2 separate regions of the Homo sapiens genome follow, and region 2 is linked to region 1. The links are chromatin loops, found by intact Hi-C in ENCODE. Cell type or tissue: HepG2. All regions are shown on one strand. Links, peaks and the distances in the headings refer to the core of each region. The heading gives the core; the rest is flanking DNA. Region 1 has its middle 220 kb from the start of LINC01848. Region 2 has its middle 160 kb from the start of LINC01848.

Region 1 (16,442 bases), core at 5,487-13,486:
GGGTAATTTCTAGTGACCTATTTTCAAGTTCTATGATTACTTCCTTGGCTGTGTTGAATCAACTGACGAACCCATTCAAATATTCATTTCTTTTAGTATGTTTTGCATTTCTTACATTTTGATTGGAATCTTTTGTATAGTTCCAGCTAGAGTCTGGGTACTTATGTTTAGAAATTGGCATGCATTATCTACTAGTAGACCACTAGCATGTGAGGTTGAGGCAATGTAGTTAGAAGTTGAACTGAGTGTGAATTTAGTTGTTGCTATAGTCACCTTGTGTGATAACCAGCTTCAAATTCCCCTTGTGCTTAGACTATGGGGTAGCAGCTGAGTGTGGTGGCTCATGCCTGTAATCCCAACTCTTTGGGAGGCCAAGATGGGCAGATCACCTGAGCTCAGGAGTTCAAGACCAGCCTGGCCAATACAGTGAAACCCCATCTTTACTAAAAATACAAAACATTAGCCAGTCGTGGTGTCGCAGGCCTGTAACTGCAGCTGCCTGGGAGGCTGAGGCACGGGAATCTCTTGAACCTGGGAGGTGGAGGTTGCAGTGAGCCGAGATCATACTACTGTACTCCAGCCTGGGCGACAGAGCAAGATTGTCTTAAAAAAAAAAATAGAATATAGAGTTGGATGTTGGGGCTCTTTCCTCTGTGTTCCTGCTCCAGTTTTGGCTTTCAGATTTTCCTGCCTGCCTGTACTACAGGGATGTCTCTTTCTGTGCTCTTGCCTTCCACAGGGGTGGATTGCCTTTGTTTGTTGCTTGGTGCTTGCTTGCCTGATGGTGGGGTTCAGGGGGTGTTCTCAGTTGTCTTGGTCTAGCCTCAGGCTTTGACGTGCCTTGTGTACCTAGCCTTGGCAATGGGGTTTTCTTAGTGCTCTTCTTCCTCTTCTCTGTGACAGCTAAACTCTACTAGGACTCTTGAAGTTAGGTCTGAGAATGTGATTTTCTTTTGGCCAAAGAAATATTCATAAAAGTTACATATATCTTTTCTGAGTGAAAACATTTAAAAGTCATTGCACATTTCTCCATGATCTTTTTTGTTTTTTCTGCAGCTTTTTGTGGGCATCGTGTTGTCATAATAGGGTGGTATTTCCATTCACCTAAGTCCCTGAGTGACTGTAATAGCATAACTGTCCTGCTCCACATGCTACATATAGATTAAATAAGAAACAAGCCATTGTAGTTTTAAGCCAGTATGATTTTGGAGCTATTTGTTACCAGAGCATAATCTACTTTATTTTGACTAATATAGCCTGAGTCCCTGAATGACTGTTTGTAGAAAGTATGCCACATTGACCTATTTACCTGCTCTTTACTATTGTTGAAGCAGGAAATAAACTTCTATTACGCTTGAACCATTATATAGTTTTGAATCAAATATTATAGCAATTAGCTAGCCTAAGTAACAAAGAGATTAGATGGTGGTAAGCATGCTGTACTTGCAAAAGTTTGAGGTAAAGGGGAAGAAATGATGTTTAAGGGAAGAGCAGTATTAATGCAAAGTATTACATAAATGGGAAAAATATGAGCATAATTTTAGGCAGAGTAGTGGGTGTATGTTGAAAAACTGTAGATGAGAAAGAGAAAAAGATAGCTTAAGCAAAGAGTTACATACATATCTTTTACAGAGTGGAGTAGAAGAGAAGAGAGATAGCATAAGTGAGTACATAAACAGATGATGAGCTGGAAATGGCAGAAATGGAGGCAAATTCTGTCAAAGCTTTGATTTGCCCTCAGCAAAGTTAGACACATGTTTCTGTCTGCACAGCACATATTTCACCCTTTCTTCTGATGGTGATGCCTGCTTTCTCAGCCACAGGCATGGACATCTGATCCAGACCAGGCCTCAAGTATTAAATTCCTTAAGTCCCAGTGATTTTTTTCCTGAGATAAACATATTGTCTGAGCAGAGCCATCAGCATCCTTCTCTTTGACTTTTCTAACTACAGCATGTGGAAAACAGTCTGTTTCTCTTTTCACAAGTGATTCTGGAGTTGCTCATGGTAGTTTCTCCCAGTGAGAAAATGAAGTCAATTAATAGGACAAACAGAAGGACAGATGAGAGGTAGAAAGGTATATGCACAGATACTCCTTTTACGAGGTTACCGTACAATGGAGGAAATTTGACTTACTTAAATCTGACCATCAGCTAATTTAAGAGTGATGGATGTCAAAACAAAGGTAAAGAATTTCAAAGAATGAAAGGATGAAGAGGTTATAGCCATTGTTCACATATTACAGGTTTTATGGGAAAGGATGCATTTGAGCTTTTCCTAGAGGGATGGGTAGGATGGGAATGAGATACTTTAAATAGTGGAGAATAACATGAACGAAGGCTGGAGGAAGAAAATTACAAGTAGTCAATCTGGCTATAAGAGGTTAGAGCAGATATTCTCAAACTCAGCTGGACTGAAGTTACATGAAGTGTTTATTATTTTTTAAATATTACTTCCAGGCCCCCACCTGTGAGAGATTAGAGTGAAATTCTTCTGAGGGACAACCAGGACATCAGGATTTTTAAAACATCTTCAGATAAGTCTAATGTGCAACAAAGGGGAAAACTAACCATTTTAGAATATGGGAAAGAGAAAAATTTTTGAAATTATGAATTAGGATCATATGCTAGAAGGAATTACATAGAAGACTCTTAAGATTGGGCTTTGTTTTATAAACAGAAGGAATCCTTCAATTTTTTTAACATTTATTATTATTATTATTTTTAACCAAGTGAAGGATAACATAGTGACCTAGTGGCTGGAAGTGCTAACTATGGAGTCAGACTCCCTGGGTTTCAATCCTGGCTCTGCCACTTGCTCTCTGATTGCCCTTGGGCTTTTGACTCTGCCTCAGTCTCTTTATATGTAAAGTAGTGATGCTAATATTAGCTGTCTTGGAGGGTTGTTTTGATTATTACATCAAATAATCTATTTGAACATTCTTAATATAATACTTGTTGTATACAAGTCACTTAATTGAAGTCACTTTTTCTTTTCCCTCCAGTTACTGAACTTCAGGAAGATTGGTCTGACTTTGATGTGTAAAATGGGATGTATTTCCTTTAATTACTTGTTTATTTGACACATGTTTAATGAGTACCTACCATATGAGAGATACTATCATGAGTGCCAGAAAAAATAGTAAAAATAAAAACAATGTCAATACAGCACTTTAACATTTTAGAATTTTTTCTACATAAATGAACTTGTTTGATCCTCACTACAACTAGCGAAGGGGAAGCAGGGACTTCTGAGATTATAGTGAGGTCAGTATTAAAAATATTATCTTGAGGGATCAATCTGGAGAGGGATGCAAGTTAAAACCAGAACCAGAGGGATGACCTGGGATCATTGAGAGCAACTTAGACTAAAAGTCATAGTGAAGACAGGGAAGAAAGTTGTGGGAGAGAGATGTGACAGCAGTGGTCAGAGAGGAGAATGTATCAATCTAACTGTATCTCAACAGACCATAGACTCCAAAAGGCTCTTGGCTTTCGTGGCTCAGGCTCCCTTGTAACCAAATAGCATTTCTGTAGTGATGCTGCGATTACTTGTACTCTTCACACCTAGACTTCTGGAAGCGTTAAGTGTCAGGGGATTCTTGTTTCCCAGGGTGATGTATGGCCTGCTTCATAGTTTATTTCTTAGCCTGGTCTTTGTATAAGCATTAAGAGATTAGACGTAAATATTAATATGGTAATGGATTTTATTGGTGTTTCATAAAAACTGGAAGTCAAAGAGGAAAAATTGCAAAAAGCAGCCAAATCTATCAACTTGCTTTCATTTTAAAATCTTATATAACCTACTTTTCTCAACTGATAGTAAGGTATTCAATTTTGAAGCTCTCTAGGGAAGCTCTTATGAGTGGTGGAGAGAAGTGACTTGCTTGGAATGAACAACAATTTGTTCCCATGACTCTGTGTGTGGGAAAGCCAAATAATACTCTGACGTCAACACTTGAGTAAATGACAAAACACTATATCCAATAATATGTTACCAATATCAATATAAATTCATTAGTTAGTGGCTCTCCTAGGTTGATACTGACCTACTGATAACAATTTGGAGTTGTTTTCAGGTTTCTGTTTGTCCAACCAATGGTTGCATAATTCAGGCTCCATTTTACCAGTTTATTGATGAGTATACCATACTGGCATCAAAGTCTCAGTAAAGTCAAGATATATTATCTCAGGATGTGTCCTTCTGTCTGAGAAATTAGGTTAGCTTCACCAAACATATTCTAAACATTATCCTAGACCTTGTTTTTCTTTAAGATGTCCAAAAATGGGTCCTATGAAGATCTTTGTCAGTATCTTTTCAGCCTAGACCATCATGCAAATACAACTTACTTTATCTTTTAAATACCTGAGGCTTCATTCAACTGAGGGGACCTGGGAGTGAATTGCTAACCTAGAAAAGATGAGATTTAGCATAGCTTTTCTTGCAATTTCTTCTATTGGCTCTCAGACAAGAAAATGGGTGGAATTTCCTCAGTTCCTAAATCAAAACTTTAAAAATAAATACTGCCCTTCATCTACAAAAATGACTCTGCTGAACCTTTATCTGTGGAGCCTGAACTCTGAGTTTGTTTTCTCAGGAGTAAATTCTCAAATTTAGGCGGTTCCTAAATTTGCTCTCATCTAGACTACATTTTTTGCTCAGTACACTTGTGATTATCACGCATTGGTGTGAGATGATTAGCTGGTCTTTGAGGTGTCATGGGTAACTGTCATGATACAGGTATCAGGCTGCATAGAAGACAGCCTGAGACCTAGTCTTTGCTTTCACAGCTAGATTGATGCACTGACCATCTAATGTAATCACAATAGCAATGCAAAGCTGAGTTAGGAAAGGACTGTGGGAATGTTTGTCCAATAAAGCATGTGCATCTCCGTCACTCAAGTGTCTGTAAAGGGTCAAAATTATTATACAGTATTCTAAAAATAAGCGTTTAAACCAAAATGCTTAGAATCAAGTGAATGAGACTAGCATAACATATGTGAAACAAAGAGAAACATCATACATATAGTAAAATGGCATGCAGAGAGATTCTAATAATACTGGCCACAGTTATTCAGAAGATGTGAACTGACTGGGGGTGGTGTAATGAAGAAAGTTTCCCGAGGCAGTGAGAACTGAACTCCCAAAGAGAAAACAGAACTCATTCAAATGTAAGGGGGTAAGAAGAGCCAACATATTTTACTGTGGAAACAGTTTTGTTTTTCTTCTTATTTGCTTCCTTACCAGCATCCAACCCATTCTAGGGGAATGCACTTCACTGCACACACCCCACCAACAGGGACAGATGCAAATATTTTCCCTCACCTCAGGGGAGTGTTTGAAAACACTCTCTTGGAAAGGAAACTAATTTATTTGGTTGCTAATTATTTTGGCTCTGGTTTTAATGAGCCATCAGCTGTAAAAGATAAAGAGGATAAACAGGCTTTTCTCTCTTTTTTTGGTAAAGTAATTAAAAGGGTATGGAAGAGTAGCATGTAGAAGTTAAGATCATGGATTCCGGTGCAGGCTGTGTTTGTACCCCTGCCTATTAGGTGTGTGACCTTCAGCCAATTGCTTATCCTCTCTATGCCTAAGTCCTCATCCTTAAAATGAGAAAAAAAACTGGTACCTATCTAAAACATTGTAATGAGAGTAAAGATTGAAACAGTGGTTATTGTTACTGTTGTTATTATTGTTATATTATTATTGGCTTGGAACACTGGGAAGAGATGAAGAATAGATGGTATGGACAGATGGGATACCAGGGCTTTCTAAATGATCCTAGGGAAATTGCTTAGGAAATGTGGGGTGTTTGTGTGTGTCTGTGTGCGTGTTTTAGGGAAGAATAAACTGGGATCAGGTAAACTGTTCCTTGGAGAATGTCTGCTGAGTACACTAGAGAAGGACCCCATGAAGGATTTTTGTTTTTTTGTACCCAAACAATCGGATTTATCTCCAGCATCTAACTGTGTATACATAATGAAGAACCTGCATTTGCCTGTGCCCGGTGCCCAGCCAATTGTTCCTGAAACCTCTGAGGGGGATTTTATTATTGTTGTAGGACTCTCTCCTTAGTTCAGCTAAGAGCCGGTTTCTTGTTACACAGCCATGAGAGAGATTAGGCTCGCAGACACTTTGAAGGGTGAGAATAAATGGACTTTATTGGAGAAAAGGGAAAAAAAGAGAAACAAGGACCCTCTGCGAAGCTAGAGTTCTGGTAGTGCGCTTCCTGCCTCGCAGATTGAATCCCAGGTACCACGCAGGAAGAAGAGGGGCCAGGTTCCTTCCTGCTGCAAACGGTGCTAACTTCTGTGGCTCCACCCGGGTGTGCAGGCCAGTTGGGGTTTTCCCGGGGACCCCCTTACACTTGGATGTCTCATTATTATCTCTACCTCAGTGTTTTTTTTTAAAAATCAGTTGATAAACAACAAAAGCAAAACTTGTTAATGTCATGGGAATTTTGTTTTTCTCTATGAAATTAACCTAGCGCGAACAACTATGAACGCTGCAAAACAAACAATGAAGAAACAAAAAATTCCAGAATACCTGTCTGGAAATACAGGCCCCCTAGGCATTGCGATTAGGATTAGTGTTGGAGGAATTTTTCTAAACCTGGAAGTCAAGGGTGCCTGAATCAGAAAAATTTAGACTCCTGTTACATTAGCACTCTTCAGATGGTAGAAGAACTTTTTTTGAAAAAACTACTTGTTCCGTAGAAGAAGCTTCTTAGATGAACAGTCTGGTGCAGGACTACACAGTGCTGTCCTTGAAACACTGTAGGATCAGGATCACCTGGGAGTTCATAAGAAATACAGGATCTTGGGTTCCACTCCAGACCTCCTCTATCAGAGGCTTCCTTTACATGTGCTTCATGTGTACATTCAAATTTGAAAAGCTTTGCTTCAGGGGACTCTAACGGGTTTCACACTTCTTGGGGTGCCTAACTCACCACGCTGGTGTGGTAAAACATCATGAGAGGCTGTGGTTGAACATTTCCCCATGTACAAGGAGAAGGATTTCCAGAAAGTAGATAGAATGGTAATGAGCATGGCAATTACAAATAAAGCCTTTGTTTTGAATTGGTAATTGAAGAAATATGCAAAAAAGTATGCAATTCTTCATTTTGAAATCTTTTAAATCCTCAGACATCTTGAAGTAAAAATGCCTCTGGAATGTGGCATAACACTTAGATCCTTTAGAAATTTAGATCAAAGGTGAGAATCATCAAAGTGTTTGTAGGTTCAAAGTAAAAAAATATACCAGTTCTGAAATACAAGAGTTATGTTGAGACGGTTTTTTGTCTCTGTGTGTCTTTATGAGGAAGTGCTTCTTGAACCTTTTAACCCTATAGACTTGCCAGTTTGAGTGGAAGAGGTGACATTTTCCTTTAAGCTACAGGTTGCATTCTGTTCAGATCCTCAAGCATCAAGGTCAGGCTCTGTTCAGAATAACTGAATGCTAATTGACTTGCTGGGAATTAATGTGCATTATCTTGTTTACACCAGTGTTCTGTTGGCAGTTTGTAAATCATTCTCTCCGGCAGGCTCTGACATGGATTTGAAGTTTGTTTCTGTTTTATAGGAGTTGGGTTAATCTCTAGCTATGCTAGAGGGTTAGAGAAATTAGACAGAATGAGAGAGGGGGGACCTCTCCCCTGCACATTTCTATATCATGAATGATTGTCAAAATTGACAGTGATTGTGCAGCCTGCATTTACCTCCAGGTAAGAAACAGGCTGGCTATATAATTATGCTAACGCTTTCCAGGGAATTTATTTTTTGTTCTCTATCTTTGCCAAATGTACACAGGCTCCTGCTTGCTTGAGCATTTTCTCAGCAACCAACCAACCAACACACACACACACACACACACACACACACACACTCTCTCTCTCTCTTATAAAAATAGGCACAGACTGGCTGGCACACTCATAGAGACCATGCAAGGTGACCTCAGTGATTTGTATGGCTACTCCTCCCCGTGGTCCATTTCTCAATGCAGTGGGCATTCTTCCAAATACACAGCAGCTCTTTGTGCAGTAATCACTTTGCCTTCTATTGAAACCCCAAGAAAGAGGTATACAGTTCCCCTACATATTGCTCTGCTTTTGGTCTACATTAACTATGATCCTATAAGAGGTGTGGAACCACAGCAACTCCAACTTGGATAGGAGCTGGGTAAAATGAGGCTGAGACCTACTGGGCTGCATTCCAAGATGGTTAAGGCATTCCAAGTCACAGGATGAGATAGGAGGTTGGCACAAGATACAGGTCATAAAGACCTTGCTGATAAAACAGGTTGCAATAAAGAAGTCGGCTAATACCCACCAAAACCCAGATGGCCACGAGAGTGAACTCTGGTCATCCTCATTGTTACGCTCCCACCAGCATCATGAATTTACAGATGCCATGGCAATGTGAGGAAGTTATATTATATGGTCCAAAAAAGGGAGGCATGAATTATCCACCCCTTATTTAACATTATCATCAATAAATAACCATAAAAATAGGCAACCAGCAGCTCTTGGGGGGCTGCTCTGACCATGGAGTAGCCATTCTTTTATTCCTCTGCTTTCTTAATAAACTTGCTTTCACTTTACTCTAGAGACTCGCCCTGAATTCTTTCTTATGTGAGATCCAAGAACCCTTTCCTGGGGTCTGAATTGGGACCCTTTTCCGATAACGGTCCCACTGTTGTTTACTTTTCTTCTCGCTAGCTAGCTATGTGATCTTGGGCAAGTCACTGTGCTTCAATCTCCTCATCTCTAAAATTAAGGGATTATACTCCTTAGGTGTATCCTGGGTTTCATGCTTCTTTTTCCTTTAGTTCTAGGAAGCAAAATAGTTGCTAGCACCAAAACTGCTCATCTTGGACTTTAAGCTTGGAGGAACCTGTAGGGCTGTAGCGAAAACTATGGTGACAATAGAGGCTTTATTTGGAGTTCCAGAGCTGCCTCTGAGTTAATGTGCAACTGACCTTTGGCAAGTCTGTTGGATCTTCAGTTTTCTCCTCTGTAAAATGGAGATAAATAGAGTTTCTTGCCTGTCCTGCAGGGCTGTGATGAGAGAGTGTATTGCAGTGAGTAAAGTGCTATATGGTGCAGAGGATGATAAATTATCCAGGTTTGTCTGACCAGTCCTTTTAACTAGGGAGATGGCATCAAGCTAGTCCCAACCCACAAGTATCCTCACTAGCAGCAGCTGCAGTGCTCAGTCTAGTTCCATAGGAGAATCCTTTAGAGATGAAGATGCCTGGACTGCACCTCAACACCACCCAATCAGAATTTCTAGGGGAAGTCTCAGGTGTAAAAAAAAATGCATGTGCAGCCAGGTTTGAGAACAAGTGATCTAAAGACAAGGAAATCTTACCACCCCCTCAGTCTCAAATCCTGATATTCATCGTATGTGACAGGATGTCCCTTATCACATCTGATGCCTGAGGTGTTGTGTAAGACAGAACAGAGTCTGCGGGGGACTGCCCTGCTGTAGCCTTCTTATTAAACTTGACAAATATACCTTCTAGTCTTATTTCATGGTTTTCTTCCCCATATATTGAATGGAAGGAATCTCTCACACTACTATTGGAAATGAACTTTCTGAGCACTGTGTGTCTTTTGGGAATGAGGCGAGGTTCAGCTTGAACTATATTTAGCCCCGTCTAAGCCCCTCTTTTAAGTAGTAACTAGGGCACAATTGAACTTTATCTTTCGCCGTTTGGAAAACCAAAGTAGTAGAAGACGATAGGGAAAGAGAAAGCAAAACAAATGGGTTTCTACTTATATACTTTTGTTACCAGTTAGAGCCTGTTTAGAACTGGCCACTGGTTCAGTTCTGTGCCTAAGGAACAGCTGTGGGAATGAGTATCTGGAGTTTATGCAAACTGCTTCCAGGTAACAAAGGCTTAGGCTAAATCTTTCTCTTTACTGTTCTGCTCTGGTTCCACCATGTCAGAGAGTAAACTCATGCTAGATATTTCAGAGCCATAGTACTAAGCAGTGCCATTAAGAACCTCAGAGCAGGCTGGGAGCGGTGGCTCACGCCTGTAATCCCAGCACTTTGGGAGGCTGAGGAGGGCGGATCACGAGGTCAGGAGATCGAGACGATCCTGGCGAATATGGTGAAACCCCGTCTCTACTAAAAATACATTAGCCAGGTGTGGTGGCGGGTGCCTGTAGTCCCAGGTACTCGGGAGGCTGAGGCAGGAAAATGGCTTGAACCTGGGAGGCAGAGCTTGCAGTGAGCCGAGATTGTGCCATTGCACTCCAGCCTGAGAGTCAGCAACACTCTGTCTCAAAAAAAAAAAAAAAAAAAAAAGAACCTCAGAGCAGGTGGCAGTTGGAGGGAGGAAGAGAAAGAAAATAACCCCATCCCAAATATGTGATTTGAAATAAAAGACGCAAAGCAAATTCTCAGGAGGTGGCCTTTTTATTTGTCTTTATTTATTTCACTTTAGTTTGTCAGTGAAATGAGATAAGAACATCTATCTCCTGCTAAATAGGGCCCACGTTCTTTTAGGTAAGAATGTAATGCTGGAGGAAGGCATTTCTGGAAACTCGGTTTAATCTATTTCTGGGGTAATGGACTTGCACAGCGGCCTCAAGTGCCACCGTTAATAGCTTCTTGCTTCTTCCAGCAGAAATGCACTAGAGCTGTGTTCAGATGTGTGTCCACTTTGAGGGAAAGAACAACAGAAACTTCTCTGGGAGAGGGGGAGAGTGAGAGAGAGAGAGAGAGAGAGAGAGAGAGAGAGCGAGAGAGAGAGGGAGAGAGAGAGAGAGAGAGAGAGAGAGAGAGAGAATTAAGCACATTCTTTAATCCAGCAAGAAAAAAGAAGAAATTACCTTAGTGCATGCTCCTACCGGTATAAACAGAAGCATTAGGGAAAAAGCTAGTTTCTTCATGACTGAAAAATATTTAGAACATAGAACTTGGGCTCCTACTTCTCTATATTTCCTTGGTTGCTTTAATCCTGTGAGCTTTCGGCTCCAGGGAGAAAGTCTAAAAATACTACCTCCTATTTGTTCAAAAGCAAGTAACAAAGGTGGAAGGGTCCTGCTTTTGCCTTAAAGGAAAAAAGAAATATGAAATCTTAGTGTTTTCATTTTTAAACTCTAAATCAAAGTGTGGCTTTAGAATATTGTGTTTTATTTTTATTAGGCAATGTGGAGGCATGCAACACAGATTCAAATGGTGCAAAAGGAAATACATTGGAAAGTTATTCTCCCTCCTAGCTTTATCCAGGTACTCCAGTTCCCCTTCGCTGAGGCAACCTCTGATGTTAGTTCTTGTGAATCTTTTCAGAGATATTCTTTGCATAGCAAAGTGTGCGTGTGTGTGTGTGTGTATGTGTGTGTATATGTGTGTGTGTATGCACAGATTCACATGGCCCTTTCTTCCTTCATTTAACATAAATAGTTGCATTCTACACACATTATCCTGCCCCTTGTGCTAGTCACTGAAGAAGTTGTCTGAGAGGTAATTTTATATTAGGACATAGAGACCAATCTTCTTCATTTTAATAGTTGTAAGAAGTTCACTGAGGCAGATATTGTAATTTTTTTAACCAGCTGCTCCAATACCAATTTAGCCTGTTTTGATTAATTTGCCACTACAATGTTGGAATGAATATTCTTATACATATACCTTAAAGTATACAATATTTTTGAATCTTAAGTTGCCACAATGTAAATTGATTTGCACATCTCTCTTCTTCCATGGTTGCAAGCTTCTCCCAGGCTAAGCAGAGATCTTTAGCAGATTTAATTGTATTTTATGTTTGAAATATCAACTGCAGGTCAGAGTGTATTGCTGTTTTCTGGATGTGAGATTTCCCTTGGGTTTCATTTAGCTGTTACCAACCTAGCCAGGGAGGACAGAAGTTTGAATTGTGTTTCCACACAGCCACCCGATCAGTTATTGAGCAAATATGACCCTTTCTGCTGCAATGGTAAGGTCACAAAAGTCACCTGAACAGCCTGAAGAAATCAATCCTACGGTGATCGAGGAACCACCTCTGACTTAGGGCTTTCTGAATGCACAGAATTTCTGACTCTGCATTGATAAGGTCATACATATGTGTGTACCAGACCTCAGGACTCCCTAGGGTTCTGGTTTTCAAAACTCTGAATAAATAGAAACTGGAACACATTTGGAGTGAGACTGAAGTCTCTGGGAATATTGAATCTTTGTACTTTTATTTTTTAAGTAGCAAGTATGTTTGGGCCGATAGATAAATCGGAATGTAATCATGCAGAGACAGTGAGGTAATCCTTCCATTCATCAGACGCAGGGCCATGCAAAGATACCAAGGTTGTCATTAAAACGTGGAAGCTTCCTACTTCTTGGTAAAATAAGTAGAGGAGGTTTGTTTTTACATTGATAAAGGAAAAGGAAAGCACTATCAGCAAAGAGGAGACAGGCAGTACCAAGATGAAAAGAATACAGGTTGAGAGTTATAAGACCTATACTTAGTTCAAATGCTGCATGATTTTTAGTTAGGACCAAGTCAGAAAACTGAAGTCAAGCTTTAAAAAAAAAAACAGAGTAAACATATTTGTTCTACAGATTGTCTTGATCTGGGGATATAAGAAGCCGTAATGTACTCAGCCGCGATTCACCTCTCAGCTTTGTTATTCTCAGGCTCCACATGGTGGTATAATGGCTGCCAAAAGCTCCTGTCCTTCCAGGCTCAAGGCTGGCTGGTAGAACAGCTTCTCTTCCTCTAAGAGTTCAAACAAAAGTCCTGGATGGTCAAGGGTCAAAAGTCAGAGAGCTCTTAGCAAACTAATGAGGTTACAAGGTGCTTGGTTCCCCCAAATTCATGAATGTCCAAAACAGCCTCTCAATAGGTATAAGGCTTTGGCTCACTTAATTTCTTATTGTTTTACTTTCCTCATTTGTAAAATATGGTTGAATTTTATAATCTTTGTGTCCTCCTCCAAATCTGAACTAATTTCCCTTCTTCCTCTTTTCCTTTGCTTTTCCACATTTATTGAGAATTTACTCTAGACGGGTATTCTACTTCCTATTCTTGATTGTTTATATTTTAATATGTATAAGAAATACATATGCGTCTAAAGAAGAAAACATTTCTAATCTAATAGAGATAAGTATAAAGAGCAATAGGAACACGGAAGAGGGAAGAATTATATCATTTATGGTAATAACATTTGAATACAGTTTGAAACTTGACCAGAGTTCCACAAGTTTGTGGTGTATACATGTTTGTGGTTGTATACAAGGAATAGAAGTGTGAAGCTGAAAATACTGAAAATGAGAAAAGTGCAGTGGTAAATTCACCCATACTTACATATTTATTTACTAGAGTCATCTACACTATTCTGGTAGTACCCAAGAGGATTGAGGACAGTACAGAGACCAATCAAAAGTCACTAACCAAATAATTAAAGAGTAGACAAGTATAGTTTCTGAGCAAGTATCACGGAAGTAAGTTAGAAAATAAATACTGAAGGATAATTAGGTAATAATTTCAGCTTGATTATAAAGGAACAAAAAAGAATTAACCGAACCAAACTAAACCACATCATCACCATCACCTCCCTCCAGAAAAAGTTCATAGTGATTTATAGTACATAGCCCAGTGAAGTGAGAAATTAGGGAGATAGGATTTTTTTTTTCTAAAATCTTGAAACATGGAAGTCTCTCCAGTGATGGATTGTGTATTCATATTGGAGGTCAGAGGAATGAATTAGAAGGCTTTCTAAAGCCCTAGAGTCCTTACATTCTCTAATATCTTTGTTTTACCTAAATGGCTGTTCTATGAGGTGACTTTATCCCAAATGAAAAATTGCTGCTACATAATAGTTGATACCAATTAGAAGGCAAATGTGGTGGTCCAGGGAACTATTTTAAATAATACAAAGGAATTCCATTCTTTCTAAATTCGGAGGAAAAGAACCAGAAATATCAGGACAAAACATTTACATTCTCCTCCAGAATGCCAAAAGGCACCATAGAAATGATCATTACAAGGACAGAAACTGTTGGAGTGGGAGGCAGTCAACCAGGGACCAAAGATTGAGTTTTCCTTTTCTACCTTTCCATCCTACCAGTTTTTCCTCAAGTGCTTTCTCGAGAGAATATATGTACTCACTTTTCTAGGCAGACTTAATTACAGTCTTATTTAGAAATAAGACTGGTTTACTTTATCCTTTTAAATTCCTTCCAGGACTAGTGTAGTTTCTATTACAATGCCTTAGGCATTAATAGTATCAGAAAACTAAATATGTAGTCTTGGTTCTAATGCAAAAAGGAAAGGTATGTTTCAAAAAGAAGAAAAGGGATGAGGGTGGGAGTGAGGAAGACTCTTTCCATTTAATGTTCACTTTTAGTAGGAATACAAATATTTGTGATTGGCATTGTGATTTTCACACTGCAGATGAACATCAGTTTTCTGCAATGATGTGAATTAATTCTTGAAGTAGTCTAACAACAAAAAATAATTTTTAAGCACATATTAGGAGGAATAAGTTGTGCTAGGCACTGTGGAGAATGTAAAAGACATAGTCATCACCCTCAGGGGGCTTCTATGCTAATGGGAGATGTGATTAGACTGATGCAGGCATTTGCTTTCCCTACCAAAACCACAATTCATAGCCTTAAGGCATGTCCTATTCACTGTCATGCTGTATAAATCTTCAATGATGCATAACAAATGATCACCTAGTTATCAACTTAAAACAACACACAGTTATTATCTCACAATTTCTGTGAGTCAAAAGTGTGTGCATTATTTATATGCTATTTTAAAAAGGTTGCAATCACAGTGTTGTGTGTTCTAGAGGCTTGGATAGGGAAGAATTGGCTTCCAAACTCATACAGCTTTTTATTGGCCGTTATCTGGAGACCACCTTCAGATTCTAGAAGCCACCTGCAGTTCCTGGCCATGTGGTCCTCTCCATAGGCAGTTCCAAATATGGCTGCTTACTTTTGCAAGGCCAGCAGGCTAATCTCTCCCTCCAGCCTGTTAAGATGGACACTTCTATAATAAAATATGATCATGAAAGTGACATCCCATTACCCTTGCCGTATTCTATTGGTTAGAATCAAGTCACATGTCACACACACTTATGGAGAGATTATACAAGGGTGTCATTCATTGAGAGTTATCTCAGGATGTATTCCCCATACATGGTATTCTACCAGATTTTGCTTCTGACAAAGGAACTCGTTTTACAGCAAATGAAGGGTGCCAATGGGGTCATGTTAGTGAAACTCACTAGTCTGATCATGTACCTAATCACCCTGAAGCAGCTGGCCTGATGGAACTGTGGAACCATTTTTTGAAGACTCAGTTAAGCATAAACTGGTTGGCAGTACCTTGAGGGTCTGGAGAAAATGTCCTCCAGGGTGCTGTATATGCTCTAAATCAGTTAAACTTCTGTGCTGTTTCTTCAATAGCCATATTCATGGGTCTGGGGATCAAGGGCTGGAAATGGGAGTGGCTCCTCTATTAACCCTAACGTTCCACTAGTGAAATTTTCATTTTCCATCTCTCCATCCCTAGGATTTGCTGGTCTAGAAGTTTTAGTTAACAATGAGGAAATGCTTCTGGCAGGAGATACAGCAATGGTTCCACAAACTGGAAGTTGAAAATCTCCCTGGAAACGTTGAGTTCTTTATGTCAATAAATCTACAATCAAAGATAAAGTTCTGGTACTGGTTCAGATATGTGATCCCGACCAGGTAGAGGAAATTTTGTTGCTACTCCACTATGGAGTAAGGAGGAGTATATCTGGGACGTAGCAGGTTTACCTGGGACACCTCTAAGCATTTCCATGTCCTGTGATTTAAGTCAGTAGAGAACTAAATAGGCCGATATAGGGAGGACTTCTAATGGCCTAGACCTTTTAGAAATGAATATTCAGGCCCCTCACCAGACAAAGGTGCTTGCTGAGGCCAAGAAATATAGAATAGGTAGAGGAAGGTAATTATAAATATGTAGTATGACCACACAATGGGTTGCTGTTATTATAAAATTATTTAATATTATTTGTTATATATATATATATCTCATAATTTTTCTCTCCTTTCCAATTTTCTTACCATACAACATATGATATATTAATATTAGTTGTGTGTGCCCTATTGCTGCTGTAACGAATCACCACAAATTTAGTGATTAAACCCAAATTTATTCTCATGTAGTTTTGGAGATCAGAAGTCCACAATCAGTCTCAGTCGGCTAAAATCAAGGTGTTGACAGGACAGGTTCCATCTGGAGGCTCTGAGGAGAGAATCTGTTTCTTTGCTTTCTCCAGCTTTTAGTGTTCACGTGTATTCCTATGTCTGAGGCCCTTTCCTTCATCTTCAGAGCCCATCACTCCAATCTCTGCTCTGGTATCCCATCACCTCCTTCTCTGCCTCTGTCTCCTCCTCTGTCCCTCTTATAAGGACTCTTGTGATTACGTTGAATACATCCAG
Region 2 (16,442 bases), core at 3,832-11,831, 62 kb before region 1:
ATCACCTCCAGTTCATATGCAAAGGTTGCTAGGCCCATTTTCTTCTTTGTCCTCACCTTCTATCCCTCCACCTTACTCCTTCTGGGTCTCTGACAGGGCATAATTTTTGTCTAGGCCATGAAGAAGATGGTGGAAGAGACCTTTTCTGTACACTTTGCATTTGTAGATTGGGAGACACAGCGTCTCTTCTGATGGTCTGTGTGTTCTCACTGAGAGGGAATATTCAGTTTCTCCACCTACATATTAATTATCCACCACCTACCTATTCATTCTCTGATGGCAAGTTTATGCCAATGACTATAAAATATTTCATCATGAACAGACACTTCTCAAAAGAAGACATACAAGCAGCTGACAAACATATGAAAAAAATGCACAATATCACTAATTATCAGAGAAAGGCAAATCAAAACCACAGTGAGATACAATCTCACATCAGTCAGAACGGCTATTATTAAAAAGTAAAAAGAACAACAACAACAGCAAAAGCCCCCCAAAACAGATGCTCATGAGGCTGCAGAGAAAAGTGAATGCTTACGCATTGTTGGCGGTAATGTAAATTAGTTCAGCCACTGTGGAAGGCATTAAACAGAACTGCCATTCAACCCAGCAGCAATCCAATTACAGGGTATAAACCCAAAGGAAAATAAATCATTCTACAAAAATGACACACAAGTCTGTTGATTGTAGCACTATTCACAAGGACAAAGACATGGAATCAACCTAAGTGCTGCTCCACAAAGGACTGGTTAAAGAAAATGTGGTACATATATACCAGGAATACTATGCAGCCATAAAAAGGAGGAAATCATGTCTTTTGCAGCAATGTGGGTTCAGCTGGAGGCCATCATCTTAACAAAATTAACAGAAACAGAAAACCAAATACTGCATATTCGTTCTTATAAGTGGGAGATAAACACTGAGTACATATGGACATAAAGATGAGAATAATAGACAGTGAGAACTACTATACGGGGGTGAGAGGGAGGGAGGCAAAACTGAAAAATTGCCTATTGGGTACTACGCTTACTACTTGGGTGATGGGATCACTCGTACCCAAAACTCAGTGTCACACAATATACCCACGTAACAAAAACCTGCACTTGTACTCCCTATATCTAAAATAAAAGTTGAAATTATTTTAAAATTAAGAAATTATAATCTTTATGGGACAAATTTTACTATTAAGGAATGGGACAAACATCGAGGAAACATCTACTATGTGCTACTGGTGAGGCCCAGTGAGGCCTGCCAGAGTTAAGTCTAGCAGTGGCTGGCACCTTAGACCCTTCTCTAGTCCCACATTACTCACCTCCTAGACCGCAGTGGGAGATATTTAGTTTCCTGAATGTGAGGTTTCTAGGAAGTTCTGTTTCTGTGAACTTGAGTTTCTGGCATCTTAGAAATTTTTCCAAACTGCCAAGAAGAGGTGACTATGCTGATTATTATGTAACTTTTCTAAAAATGAGTAGTACTAAATAAATCAGTGCCATTTTTTCCTTTATTTAGATAAACTAATCTCAATTGCAAGGATAAACGAGGTTTCCAAGAGGTTTTTTCTTACCAGTTCTGGCAAACAAAGTGGAAGAGCAAATCCACATGAATGAGTCCATAATGCATCTCTGTTAGGCTTTTTGTCCTGGCACTGCCCATCTGCTGGAAGCTGCCCCTACAAGAGCAGGCAGCCATTAGAAGTTTCTCTGTTTAGATCCTTCCTGGGGAAGGGAGACTCTAAATAGAGTTGGGTTTAGTTGCTGAAAACTTGTGATTAGCTGTAGACTGTCAATCACCTGCAGCCAAGTCTATTTCGGCAATGCTGTAGTTTTCTTGTTTCAGATCACTTCTCACTGCCTAAGGTTATTATGCTCGGGCTTCCCATTGCAGATAGTCAAGCTCTTTCCAGCTTGCCTTAGTTTATATCCACTCTTTCACGGCTATTTTAAATGTGCAATTACTAGGGAAAAAATAGATGGCTTTGAGCTATGATGTTAATGTCCACATCTCACATGGCTTTCACAGTAATACAACAGCCCCTACCTTGCAGAGTTATAGGTTCTGTTGTGATAATATGGTTTAATTTTTTTATTTCAGTAATTATTTGAAATTTTACACTACACACACACAGTCACACACACACACACAATCACACACATACACATTCACACACACTGTTAGGAGACTGAAACAAAGGCAATTATTGTTTAACAAAATAGAAATTGCATCACACCTCAGTGTCAATATAAGCAGTGAACAAAATCAACCACCAGATAATTTAAATTTTTATACAGAACTTGATTATTTTTTCATAATAATCATAATACTTATTGAGAATGTACCCTTTGTCAGACACATTTCTAAGCATTTAAAATGTATTAATTCCTCTAAAGACACACTAAATCAGGCTGAAAGGATATTTAATATTGTCAGACACTGTGTGTCTACCGAATTCAGATAATCAGCTATACTGTACCTGTTTGGTAATTCATGTCTGTTAGGTTGTTTAGGGTAAATTAGTTTTCTTTGTTTCATAGGACCTAGAGATAGATAGGCAGAAAGAGCCTCCTTAAGAAGAAAATACGGCATTCTGGTCCTGTCTTTTCCTGAGAGGGTTCAGCTGATCTTGGTTCTTTTCACATCCCTCATTCCTCTTGCCAAAATCCCAGCAAACTCAAAGCTTGGTATAAATTGAGTGATACAATTTGATTTCTCAAGTTTGGAAGAGTCTCCTGTTTTGTTCTTCTGGTCTGACATGGCCGCTGTCCTTGAAGTTTTTAACCTGGGCAGATCACGTGGAAGATGTGAACTTCTGAGTTGGCCTACGTAGGAATTAATGTGTAGACAATCCTTCCCCATAACTCCAATATTCCCAACCTGTGTTTTTCTCTTCTTCTTCTACTTACTAGGATGCATGTGGTTCTTCCAGGGTTGAAGTTAGGAAAAGGTTGGGAGATGAGAAGTGAGAGGCATATATGATACGTTATTTGACTGGTGGTATCAGTTGTTGATATCCACCCTGTGTGGGGCACATTTGTTGAGTTTTTTTTTTTTTTTTTTTTTTTTTCACCTTTTAAGTTCCTGGGTATATTTGCAGGATGTGCAGGTTTGTTACATAGGTAAACGTGTGCCATGGTGGTTTGCTGCACACATCAACCCATCAGCCAGGAATTAGGCCCAGCATCCATTAACTATTTTTCCTGGTGCTCTCCCTCTCCCAGCTCCTCCTACTGGCCATAGTGTGTGTTGTTACCACCATGTGTCCATGTGTTCTCATTCAGCTCCCACTTATAAGTGAGAAAGAACATGTGATGTTTGGTTTTCTGTTCATGTGTTAATTTGCTGACGATAATGGCCTCCAGCTCCATCCATGTCCCTGCAAAAGACATGATCTCCTTCATTTTTATGGCTGCATAGTATTCCATGGTGTATATATACCACATATTCTTTATCCAGTCTATCATTGATGAGCATTTGGGTTGATTCCATGTCCTTGCTATTGTGAATAGTACTGTAATGAACATATGCATGCATGTATGTTTATAATAGAACAATTTATATTCCTTTGGGTATACACCCAGTAATGGGATTGCTGGTTCAAATGGTATTTCTGCCTCTAGGTCTTTGAGAAATTGCTACATTATCTTCCAAATGGTTGAACTCCCACCAATAGTGTAAAAGTGTTCATTTTTCCCCAAACCTCACCAGCATCCTGTTTCTTGACTTTTTAATAATCTCCATTCTGACTGGTGTGAGATGGTATCTCATTGTAGTTTTGATTTCCATTTCTCTAGTGATCAGCGACGTTGAGCTTTTTCTTCATATGTTTCTTGGCCGCATAAATGTTTTCTCTGGAGAAGTGTCTGTTCATGTCCTTTGCCCACTTTTTAATGGGGTTGTTTGTTTGTTTGTTTTTTCTTGTAAATTTGTTTAAGTTCGTTGTAGACACTGGATATTATACCTTCATCAGATGATTAGATTGTAAGAATTTTCTTCCGTTCAGTAGGTTGTCTGTTCACGTTGATGATAGTTTCTTTTGCCGTGTAGGAGCTCTTTAGTTTAATTAGACCCCACTTGTCAATTTTTGCTTTTGTTACTATTGCTTTTGGAGATTTTGTCATGAAATCTTTGCCCATGCCAATAAGGCATGCTTTCCCCCTTGCTTGTTTTTGTCAAGGTTGTTAAAGATCAGATGGTTGTAGGTGTGCAGTCTTATTTTTGAGTTCTCTATTCTGTTCCATTGGTCTATGTGTCTGTTTTTTTTTGCCATGCTGTTTTGGTTACTGTAGCCTTGTAGTATAGTTTGAAGTCAGGTCACATGATGCTTCCAAATTTGGGTTTTTTTTGTTTTCTTGTTTTTGTTTTTTTTTTGCTTAGGATGGTCTTGGCTATATGGGCTCTTTTTTGGTATAATATGAATTTTAAAATAGTTTTCTTCTAATTCTGTGGAGAATGTCAAAGGTAGTTTAATGGGAATAGCGTGGAATTTATAAACTACTTTGGTCAGTATGGCCATTTTTATGATATTGATTCTTTTTATCCATGAGCATGGAATGTTTTTCTATTTATTTCTGTCCTCTCTTATTTCTTTGAGCAGTGATTTGTAGTTCTTCTTGAAGAGGTCCCTCACTTCCTTTGTTAGCTATATTCCTAGGTATTTTATTCTCTTTGTAGCAATTTTGAATGAGAGTTCATTCATGATTTGGCTTTCTGCTTGCCTGTTGTTGGTGCATAGGAATGCTAGCAGTTTTTGCACATTGATTTTGTATCCTGAGACTTTGCTGAAGTTGTTAATCAGCTTAAGAAGCTATTGGGCTGAGACAATGGGGTTTTCTAGATATAGGATCATGTCATCTGCAAACACAGATAATTTGACTTCCTCTCTTCTTATTTGAATATTCTTTATTTTTGTTTCTCTTGCCTGATTGCCCTGGCCAGATCTTCCAATACTATGTTGAATAGGAGTGCTGAGAGAGGGCACCCTTGTCTTGTGCTGGTTTTCAAGGGTAACGCTTCCAGCTTTTGCTAATTCAGTATGATATTGGCTGTGAGTTTGTCATATATGGCTTATTGTTTTGAGGTATGTTTCATTAATACCTAGTTTATTGAGAGTTTTTAACATAAAAACATAAAGGGATATTGAATTTCATCAAAGGCCTTTTTCTGCATCAATTGAGATAATCATATGGTTTCTGTCTTTAGTTCTGTTTATGTGATGAATTACGTTTATTGATTTGCATATGTTGAACTACCTTGCATACCAGGCTGAAGCTAAGTTTATCATGACAGGTAAACTTTTTGATGTGCTGCTGGATTCGGTTTGCCAGTATTTTATTGAGGATTTTTGCATTACCATTCATCAGGGATATTGGCCTGAAGTTTTCTTTTTTTATTGTGTCTCTGCCAGGTTTTGGTATTAGGATGATGCTGGCCTCATCAAATGAATTAGGGAGGAGTTAGGGAGTAGTTTCAGTAGAAGTGGTACCAGTTCTTCTTTGTACCTCTGGTAGAATTCAGCTGTAAATTCATCTCGTGCTGTTTTAATTTTTTAATTTTTTAATTTTATTTTTTGGTTGGTAGGCTTTTTATTACTGCCTCAATTTCTGTCCTTGTTATTGGCTTATTCAGGGATTCAATTTCCTCCTGGTTCAGTCTCAGGAGGGTGTATGTGTCCAGAAATTTATCTATTTCTTCTAGATTTAGTAGTTCATGTATATAGAGGTGTTTATAATATTCTCTGATGATTGTTTGTATTTGTGTGGGGTCAGTGGTGATACGCCCCTTTTATCTATTTGGTTCCAGCTTTTGCTTTTCTTCTTTATTAGTCTTGCTAGTGGTCTATTTTATTAATTTTCTTGAAAAAAACAGCCCCTTGATTCGTTCATTTTTTGAAGGGTTTGTTGTGTCTCAATCTCCTTCAGCTTTACTCCAATCTTGGTCATTTCTTGTCTTTGTAGCACTGGGGCTTGTTTGCTTTTGGTTCTTTGGTTCTTTTAGTTGTGATGTTAGGTTGTTGATTTGAGATCTTTCTGGCTCTTTGATGTGGGCATTTAGTTCTATAAATTTCCTTCTTAACACTGCTTTGGCTGTGTCCCAGAGATTCTGGTACATTGTTTCTTTGTTGTCATGAGCTTCAAAGAATTGCTGATGAGCGTTTTACTTCCAATTATGTCATCAATTTTACAGTAAATGCCATGTGATGATGAGAAGAATGTATATTCTGTTGTTTTGGAGAGGAGAGTTCTGTAGATATTTATCAGGTCCACTTGATACAGAGCTGAGTTCGGGTCCTGAATATCTTTATTAATTTTCTGTCTCAATGATCTGTCCAATATTGTTAGTAGGGTGTTAAAATCTCCCACTATTATTCTGTGGGAGACTAAGTCTCTTTGTGGGTCTCTAAGAACTTGATTTATGAATCTAGGTGCTCCTGCTGTATTACGTGCATATATATTTAAGATAGTTAGTTCTTGTTGAATTGAACCCTTAACCATTATGTAATGCCCTTCTTTGTCTTTTTTTTGGTCTTTGTTGGTTTAAAGTCTGTTTGTCATAAACTAGGATTGCAACCCCTGCGTTTTTCTGTTTTCCACTTCTTGTTAAATTTTCCTCCATCCCTTTATTTTGAGTCAGATGTGTCTTTGCACCTGAGATGGGTCTCTTGAAGACAGCATACCAGTGGGTCTCCACTCTATCCAACTTGCCATTCTGTGTGTTTTAATTAGACATTTATTTATTAGTTTTTTTTTGAGATGGAATCTCGCTCTGTTGCCCAGGCTGGAGTGCAGTGGTGTGATCATGGCTCATATGACCACCACCCGGGTTCAAGCGATTCTTCTGCATTTAGCCTATTTACACTTAAGGTTAATACTGCTATGTGTGAATTTGATCCTGTCATCATGATGTTAACTGGTTATTTTGCAGACTTGTTTGTGTGGTTGCTTCATAGTTTCACTGATCTGTGTACTTCAGTGTGCTTTTTGTCACAGTTTTTCCTTTCCATATTTAGAGCTTCTTTCAGGAGCTCTTGAAAGGCCTGCCTGAGAGTGATGGATTTGCTCAGCATTTACTTGTCTGAAAAGGATATCTTATTTCTCCTTCACTTATGAAACTTACTTTGGCTGGATATAAAATTATGGTTTGGAAATTATTTTCTTTAAGAATGTTGAATATTGGCCCTCAATCTCTTCTGGCTTGTATGGTTTCCACTGAGAGGTCTGCTGTTAATCTGATAGGCTTTTCTTTGTAGGTGATTTGGCCTTTCTCTCTTGCTGCCATTAACATTTTTTCTTTCATTTTGACCTTGGAGAATCTGATGATTCATGTCTTGAACTTCTCATGGAGTATCTTATGGGGGTTCTCTGGATTTCCTGAATTTGAATGCTAACCTGTTTTTGTAGATTGGGGAAGTTCTCCTGAATGATATCCTAAAGTATGTTTTCCAACTTAGTTCTGTTCTCCCCATCTCTTTTAGGTACCCTAATCAGTCATAGGTTCAGTCTTTTTACATAATTCTATATTACTCGGAGATTTTATTCATTCATTTTCATTTTTTTCTCTATTCTTGTCTGCCTCTCTTATTTCAGAAAGATAGTGTTCAAGCTCTGAGATTCTTTCCTCTGTGTGGTCTATTCTGCTATTGATACTTGTGATTGCATTGTGGAATTCTTATGTTGTATTTTTCAGCTCCATCAGGTCAGTTATGTTCTTCTTCATTTGTAGAGTTTTTGGATACTTCTTTCACCCCATCACTGGAGTCTCCTCTCCTGCAGTTCACCATTGATATGGTTTGGCTGTGTCTCCAAAATCTCATCTTGAATTGTAGCTCCCATTATTCCCATGTGTTATGGAAGGGACCTGGTGGGAGACAATTAAATGCTGGGGACAATTTCCCCCATACTGTTCTCATGATAGTGAATAAATCTCATGTGATCTGGTGGTTTTATAAGGGGTTTCCCCTTCCGCTTGGGTCTCATTCTTTCTTGCCGGCCACCATGTAAGGTGTGCCTTCTGTCTTCTGCCATAATTGTGAGGCCTCCCTAGCCATGTGGAACTATGAGGCCATTAAACCCCTTTTTATTTTTAAATTACCCAGTCTTGGGTATGTCTTCATCAGCAGCATGAAAACTAATACAACCATGATAATGGTAAATGGATTCTTCAGAAGAAATTACTTCTTATTCTTTCTTTAGCCACTAGGCAGCAGTAATATACTTCCAGCTTCTCACTACTAAGATCACTTTACCCCTCCAACTGGCCTTTAGAATACGATTTGGGATAAACTTAAGCCAGCTCTTCCTTTTACATGGACAACTTCTGGTCAAGGGAAATCACATGCATTCTTTTTACCATTAAACTTATCTTCTGCCTGAAGAGTGGCTGGCTATCCATAGTAAATACTGTTTAGATTTCTCAGTAGTGATTCAGACTTCAGGCTCCTTTTTTCCCAAGCTCCATACAACATAGTTCAAGTTATAGGTTGGGAGGGGTCATCTTTAATGTCCATTTCTCTGATTTTGATAAAGAGAAATGTATCTCCAACTTCTAACCCCCTTCTATCTCTATACTCCTTCTACCTCTCTCCTGAATTCCTTTCCAGTATCTGTTGTCTTTCTCAGCCCCTCAATATTAGTTTATGGATTGGAGGTAGGTGTTTAGCAAAGTGTCCCCAAACTGGTTCCTAGCCATCTGCTTTGAAAGTCCTGGTTTTGCCTTCTCATAGCTCATTTTGTAATGTTGATGAGGTTTATCTCATGTTCTATGGCCTCAGTTAAAACTGTACTGCCATAGTTCTATTTGGACATTTTGTTATACCTGCAACCAAACAGAAGATGTGCAAAAGTTATGACTAATCAATGTGAGATGCATTCATATAAATAGATATTACACATATTAGAAGATGCTCAACATCACTATGAAATCTTAGAAATGCAATTAGAGCAATTAAATATCATCTTTATTGTATTAGTGAAAATATAAATGATTGATAGCTAGTATTAATGAGATATATTGTTGATGGAGTATACATTGGTATAGTCTTGAGAACAATCTGGCAGTGCACATTAAAATAAGAAATGTGCACATTCTTTAAGCCATCATTCATATATCTCATTTTCTACCCCAGAGAAGTACTTGTCCATGTTCTTACAAAGGCAGGTACAAAAACATTCATTGTAGCATTACTCATAAGGACAAAGACTAAAGATAACCCATCAGTGGCAGAATAATTAAATGAGCAATCTCTAAATCTCCCTTGAAATTATTAGTATAAGATTAGTGTAAGTAATGTGTGTCACTTCTAGGCCATAGCTTTTAAAAAGTAGAAGTACCTTCTCCATCCTCTTCTGCTGACTGAATGCAGATAATCGGAAGACCCTAGAAAGTGGCCAAAAACCATACAGAAGGAGTTGGGTTCTTGAATGAAGGAAAACTACCTGTGGACCTGCATCACCCTCACTGGACGGGTACGTGAATAAGACATAAGCTTCTCCTGTTTTAATCCATTGATATTTTGAGATTTACTTGTTGAAGTAGCTAACGTTACCCTAATACAAATGATATGTAGAAGTTAAGAAGGAGGAAGTCAATTGGAATGCTTGAACTTACCTGTATCTTGAGGGTATGTCAAGTTAGGAAAGCGTGTGATGTCATGTACATCAAACAACACTCAGACTATGCCTGTATATGTTAAACAAAGAGAAAAAGTTCTGGAAGGATAACCATTAAACTAATAGTGAGTACCTCCAAAGAGGGAAGTAGGATTGAGTATTGTGGTAACTGGGGACTTTTGCTTTTATTATTGGAATTTTTTATGAGAAGAATATTGCTTGAATTACTTGTGTAATTAAAAATTATAAAATAAATTAGATTGGTTCTCTGGATAATTGCTTGGCTTGAACTGATCCATTTTTGTTTCTGTGCTCATTTATATGAAGAAAATAGATAAAAACTTCATCTTTCTCTCTTTACCAATATCTTGTCATCAGCAGCAATTATTGGGAATAATTCCTGAATTCTAGTTTTTGGCATAAATTCATATGAGAAAATTTATCAGGGATTTAAAAAATGTTACAGAATCCTCTAAGGTAACTGGAGAAGAAAAATGCTTGCAAATCAATTACGATAGCAAAAATAAATATATATGGACTTAGAAATATTTTGGTGGGGTTGTTGATGTAGTATTACTGAATTCATAAATATGTCTTAAGAAAACTGAATTCACTCAAGTGTCTCCTTTGATAATTACAGAAGTGATAGTGTGACATTGCCTTTCATCAAGCTATGACGACCTAACTTCTAACATTGACTTCAGTATGATAACAGCATGGCAATAATGGGAGCACATCCACTCCGTGCACTGCTTTTAGCATCCAGTGAGTAATCTGGTGTGTCTTCTAAGAGAGTAAGAATATCTAAAGTGCTCAGCCATGAATGACCAGAAAACAACAGTACCATGATGCCTTATCTCCTACTCTGCCTCTCTGCTTTTTATACATTGCTTCCTTTAGGTCCACTCTGTTGGGCTGGGCCATGGACACATTTACACACTGAAATCAGTGTTTCTTTGGCTTTTCCTTTGGTTATCAAGGCAATTGCTTGTCCTCACGCCCTCTGAGAAAAACCATCATGAAGGACTCTCTTAGAAGCTCTATGGCTTGGACTAACCAGTTCATTCTCCCTCACACACTTTCACTTGAAATGTTTCAACTTCAGATCATTCCTTGGACACCACTTCCCAAGAGGGATGCAAACTGTGCAGGCTTCAAGACTCACCCCTCTCTTCACATCTTTTTCATTTCGCTCTCCTAAACAGGATCAGATTGGATCTTATGTTCCCCATTTCCTTCTTCAGTTCGAGGACCCTACACTACTTTTATTCTGTAATTCCTGCTATAGCATTTAGCAGTATTCAGAAAAAATAGAACTAGCAATGTTTAGCTTAAGGAGTTTTTGTGAGAAAAAGAATGTGTATCAGTGTGCTTAGCAGGGACACCATAATGTTGGTTTCCCTCCCTGGGTTTCACATTTCTTATATTCTGCAGGTGCTTGTCAGAGTTGCAAAATACCAAGCAGGTAGGGCTATAAGCTGGGAGCTTTAGGATGGAATACCAAGAGACAAGCTTCAGGGGAGATGGGAATGGTTCAATCTGGGAATAATAAGGTTGGTCAGGGTGGATGCAGTTACAGGGTGACTTAGGAGCTAGGGAAGCCTGGAGAAGATATTGCTGCCTGCAGATACTATGCCAAGGACCTTGTGCCATCAAGTATTAGAATCTCATGGTAAGCTTAACTTCTGTTTGATTCCAATACATTAAAGCTAAAATAAGGGCAAAAGAAAAGCAGCAGAAAAAGCCTAAATCCTACCCCACTGTGTATATGATTGCTTTCCAGTGTGAATTCTGAACTTAGAAACCAGAGTGATGGAGGGAGCATTAACAAGAAGACAGATGATTGTATTTCTGTAAGCTGAACTCTCCCCATTGGCTGAGGTGTTTCTGCTCCATCCCCCACCTCTCTGCTGACCTCATTCTCTTTACAGCGGCAGTTTGCTCACTCTTGCCTTCTCTAGTCTGAGGCCAGTGTGGATCCTGTATACCAGCAGCTCTCAGGCTCCACTTAATCTCTTCTGCATCTCTCTCTGCTATGGCCCCTAGGGACATTCATCACAATATGGAGAAGCCATCCTTCATTCAGTAGCTCCATTCCCTTTTCCCAGTTTTAGAGAAACCCTGCGCCCCTTACTCTATGTTTGTGTCCCCTTGCTTTCCAGAGCCACTTCTAAACCATTGGCTGTTTCTTATTGTTTGAATACTTCAAATGATTAAGCTATTGTCTCCAACGCCTCTGCTTGCTTTCCTTTCCTAAGTAATTTTAATGTCTTGTAAAATTCCTTCTCTTCTGCCATCCTGAGATTAGTGTTAATGAGCTTTAATCTCCTCCTTTTGGACTGGAGTGTATATCAATTTTGTCCTCATCTTCATCCATCCAATCTCATTCACCCGAGGTCCAACTCAAAACTATCCTCTTCAGAGCCTTTCCTGTTCCTTAGAGCAACAACTACAAGTTACCTACTTTTTTTCTGGACAACCATATTCCTTTATTTTATTTTATGCATTTTGAAAATTTTATATAGAATAATAATGAAAGGTGAGATATTTAGGGAAAAGAACTGTGAAATATTTAGAAGAACTGTGTTTTATTCATGTTTGCATTTCTACCAGCCCTACTTCAGCTCCTCATTTTGCACTTGGCATGCAGAGTATGCTTAATAAATGTTAATTTGAACACAATGACAACACCTGCCTCTTATCCTTTCCTGTTTTAGTAACGCTTATTATAATGCCATAAACTACAACCCCTAAATTTCAGGAATTCTAGAGACTCTCTGGAATAGCATCCACAAAGCTATTTTTAATAATATTCAATAATATTTTTGAAGCATATCCTGTATATCCAGCCCTTGCCTAAATAGTAGGGATAGGTTGTGAGGAAGGAGCATTCTAACTGGACCCTTGGGAATGAAGCCACTTCTCCATCCCTGGGGCTGGGGAAGGACCTACCAGCCGGAACCATGCTGCCTTATCATTATGAAATAGGTAAAAAGTAGCCCCTAAAGCAAAGAACAGTGTCCACTGCATCCTCTACTTAACTCTTCCCTATCCCTAGTCCTGTAGCCTCCTTTAGAGTAGACTAAGTTGCAATTCCAAACAGGTTCTATTTTGTTTCACATCCTTCAATAGCTTTCAGCATCAAGTTCAAGTGCCCAGTTTAGCATAGAAGGCTTTCCTGAGCTGCCTGTTTCTGAAGCATCTTGCACTAAGCCACATGCATGCCCACCCTTTAATCATGAAGTCTTCTTTTAGTTTTCAAACCTGGCAGGCTTTTTGAGCATCTGTGGTTTCTTCACGTTCTATTTTTTCTTTCTAAAATGGTTTCTTTTCTTCATTTTAACTTAGTAAATGCCTTTCCACTCTTTACCTCAGTTTAAAGATCACATATCTTGAGACGGTCTCTTGACTTCCCTGTTTTATTTAAAAATCCCCTCTCTGTTTTTGTAGCATAATATGGTTCAGTTTGTCACAGCCTCCATAATGGTGAGTTTACATGTCTGCCTTCATTTTGCTGTGTGCTTGTGCTTTTTCTGTCTTAATCGGTTTTTGCATCCACTGTACAGGCTGGGGCCTGGTATGCAGTAGGAACTTGGTAGCTTTAAAGAATTTAACTTCTAGCACTTTTCAGGCTCCTCTATTAAATCCAAAGTAAATACTTTATTTATTTACCTACTTCACTTTTAGAAGTGTTTATATTGGACAAATTTATTATTCGATTCTAAAATTTTGTGAAACTTTCTCTTTATTTCTATTTAGATAAATATCCTGTATCTAGTTGGATGATTATTCTTGTTGGTTGATGCTACTATTGAAACACTTATAAAATTGAATTATATTAATGATTCATTTGCTTTTCTCTATCTCTTTCACTCTATTGTGAAGTCTCAGAGGCAGGGTCCACATTCTATTCATTATTGCGCAGCCAATCCTGGCACACGGAAAGTACTCAGTGAATGTTTATTGAATAAATACAAATATATATCCTCTGGTTCTGACTGGCCTCATGCCTCTGAAAATGATCTCTCCTTTTTTCTTCATATTCTTGGGCTTCATCTTTCAGTACCTTTTAAGAGTCCCTGATTTCGCAATTACCACCTTTCCTCCAACTAGGAAAAGTAGCCACCAGGAGAAGGGTTTGCTACTGCTTGGGATGCCTCCACTATCAGTGGGTCTTAATTGGAGGGCAGGGGCAGCCAAGTGCAAGGTAAGTGGCAGAAATCCCAGGTGGCAAAAGCATGGCCGCTTCATGTCAATGAGATGCACATGAAGACTAAGCAGGTCTCATGGCACAGCACAGGGGCCTCAGAAAGCCGGGATAGATTTGAGTCAGTCCCTAGCTTGACACTGTGGGTAGCAGGGTTATTTGGGGAAAGACTTTATGGTTATCACTTAATCTACTGTTAAGGGTTAGGAAATAATGAGAGCAAATAGAAAGGGCAAGAGAATAGAAATCTAAAGGACAGAGTCCCAGTGTCAATTTCTTTTTTCTGCTTACATGCCAGACTTTGAGGAAGCCATGAGTCCCATGAGCCTTGGTTTCTGTATCTCTGCTGTGGAATAATTATACTTACCCTTTTTACCTCATAGAATTGTTCCAAGGACCAAATGAGGGCTACACAATCTACTGCACACTGTTAATTTGTTCACCAGTGTGAGGGGTTACCATTCTTACTCTTGTTTTATAAAGGCTATGGTATTTTTACCTAGTTCTCTGATTTACGGAGGTAATTATGCAGATTTCCCACTTTGCTGTATTCTTTTTAGAGAGAATGTTACTACAAGCTAGCTTTTCTCTTTGAAAAGTAGAATTTTACCCAACTTAACAATTCCAGAGAATAGTTCACGTTTGCACCGCAGCAGGTGGTGGTAACTCCTGTTGTGGGGATTTTACTTTTTGTTGAGAAGGCAAGGAGAAGGGAAGGGATGTGAGAGGAATGTAGAAACCAGTGGTCTTCTCACAGCATGGCTTTACTTGATTTTATTTTGTGGACAAGCCTTGCGTTGTTGGCAAGTCACAATTTTCTTCAGTGACCTTCAATTTTCTTCATCATCTGAAGCTTCTTCTCTCAGAATTCCTAATGGTCTGTCCATTAACAGATATTTACTGAATACCTTCAGTGTGCGAATGAGCCAGACCACAGAAGTGCAATGGTGAACAAAACAGACACAGCCTTTGGGTTTACTGAGTTCATCTTCTACTGGAGAAAATGGAGAAAAACAATTGCAGATGTTGAGGAAATATAATTAAAAACAAAATCTTCTTCAACCCAGGACATTTCTCCACAAAGGTAGTAGAAACAGAAAACAGTTTTTATTAAACAAGCATTAAACCAGTATGCAATGTGCATCACAGACAATTCAGTAAGAGATTGCAAAGACAGAAAGAAATTTCACCCATTTATATAGCCAAGCTGACACAACCCATTATGCACATGTTCTCAATAAAAACAATACCTAGTCCTTTCTGGGCGCAGTAGCTCACGCCTGTAATCCCAGCACTTTGGGAGGCCAAGGCAGGCAGATCACCTGAGGTCAGGAGTTCAAGACCAGCCTAGCCAACATGGTGAAACCCTGTCTGTAATAAAAAAAAAAAAATTAGCCGGGCATGGTGATGGGTACCTGTAATCCCAGCTACTCAGGGAGGATGAGGCAGGAGAATTGCTTGAGTCCGGGAGTTGGATGTTGCAGTGAGCCGAGATTGCGCCACTGCACTCCAGCCTGGGCAACAAGAGTGAAACTCCATCTCAAAAACAAACAAAACAAAACAAAACAAAACAAAAAACAACACCTAGTCCTAAAATAAGAGGACTTGACAGCATCATTTGTCACATAATTCATCCTAACTTTACCTGGTAATGGGCATTACTATCAATGCTAACATATTTATTTTATTCAGAAGAAAATTCTGATACTTTTATAAGAAGGAGGGAATTTTGCAATTTGGGGCATGGTTCTCACCTAAGTTAGGGTGCTACCCTCCCATAGAAACTGAGACATAGGGGTGCTGATTTCCCTTGATGTTTACATTTCAAAGAGATGGCTTCCAGGTTTTTGAGGTTGATTTTCCTGGGCTATCAAGCTATTTAATTTTCAAAAGAATTTATATACATTTCAAAGAGAGGAGAAAGTATTTATATAAGTTTTCTAAAGTAAATAGTCTGAGAAAAAGTAGAGCAGTATAATTCCTTCCCCTATTTTCAACAGGGAGAATGAAGTGTCTTCAAAAAAAAAAAAATGATTTGTCCTCACACAGATAACAGATTTAAGAATCTCAAAGGTGCAAAAAATTTTCAACTCAAGAAGACTGCACTTCAGTGTTTTTTTTTTCTTATTGATTTTTCAATTGATTTCTTATTCAGTTTACTGAAATGGTTAAAGTCTAAAAATTCATTATGTAAGCAAATAAGGGCCAGAAATTGGAAGTTATTCCTGATCCTGGAATTTATCTGTCTCTGGTCTTAAGGATTATTGAAACAGTTGGAAGGTGATTATAATCACATTTTAACTTGATAGTATTTCAACATTTTAACCTCAGCACCTTGCAAATCCTGGAACATAGCAGGTTCTCAGTAAACCTTGGCTGACAATGAATAACTGAATTGTCTAAGAGCAGAATGCCCTAGCCATGTAGAGAGAGATGTGTGTCATACCAGGGTGAGTGGATTGCTCCACAGATTCCCCTAGATAATTAGCTTCATAAATATTGATGTCTCAGCATTTCCCACTCTTCTTTGCCAGCCCTCCTGGGAATATCTGAAAAGCACTTTTAACACAGACTTAAGTTTAATGAACATAAAGCAATAGTAATTACGCTGGCTAGGCTTTTCTTCAGGTATT

Evidence for each region. Hi-C counts contacts between places; a loop is a spot of excess contacts. Peaks named below come from ENCODE experiments on the same cell type or tissue, not always from the same donor. Only the 100,000 strongest peaks of a DNase experiment are listed, where the experiment ranks them.
Region 2: it touches region 1 in a loop (2.2-fold over the local background); 2 of 110 quality-filtered maps call a loop at or near these places.

Annotation. Positions count from the first base shown.
Region 1 is chr5:110,097,954-110,114,395 of GRCh38, forward strand. No RefSeq gene overlaps it. Among named protein-coding and RNA genes, the nearest start is that of LINC01848, 220 kb to the left of the region's middle. In HepG2, for the core only: no CTCF peak of the experiment used is centred there; DNase peaks (open chromatin) are centred at 7,978, 8,928 and 11,938; H3K4me3 peaks cover 791 bases.
Region 2 is chr5:110,037,141-110,053,582 of GRCh38, forward strand. No RefSeq gene overlaps it. Among named protein-coding and RNA genes, the nearest start is that of LINC01848, 160 kb to the left of the region's middle. In HepG2, for the core only: a CTCF peak has its summit at 8,218; no DNase peak of the experiment used is centred there.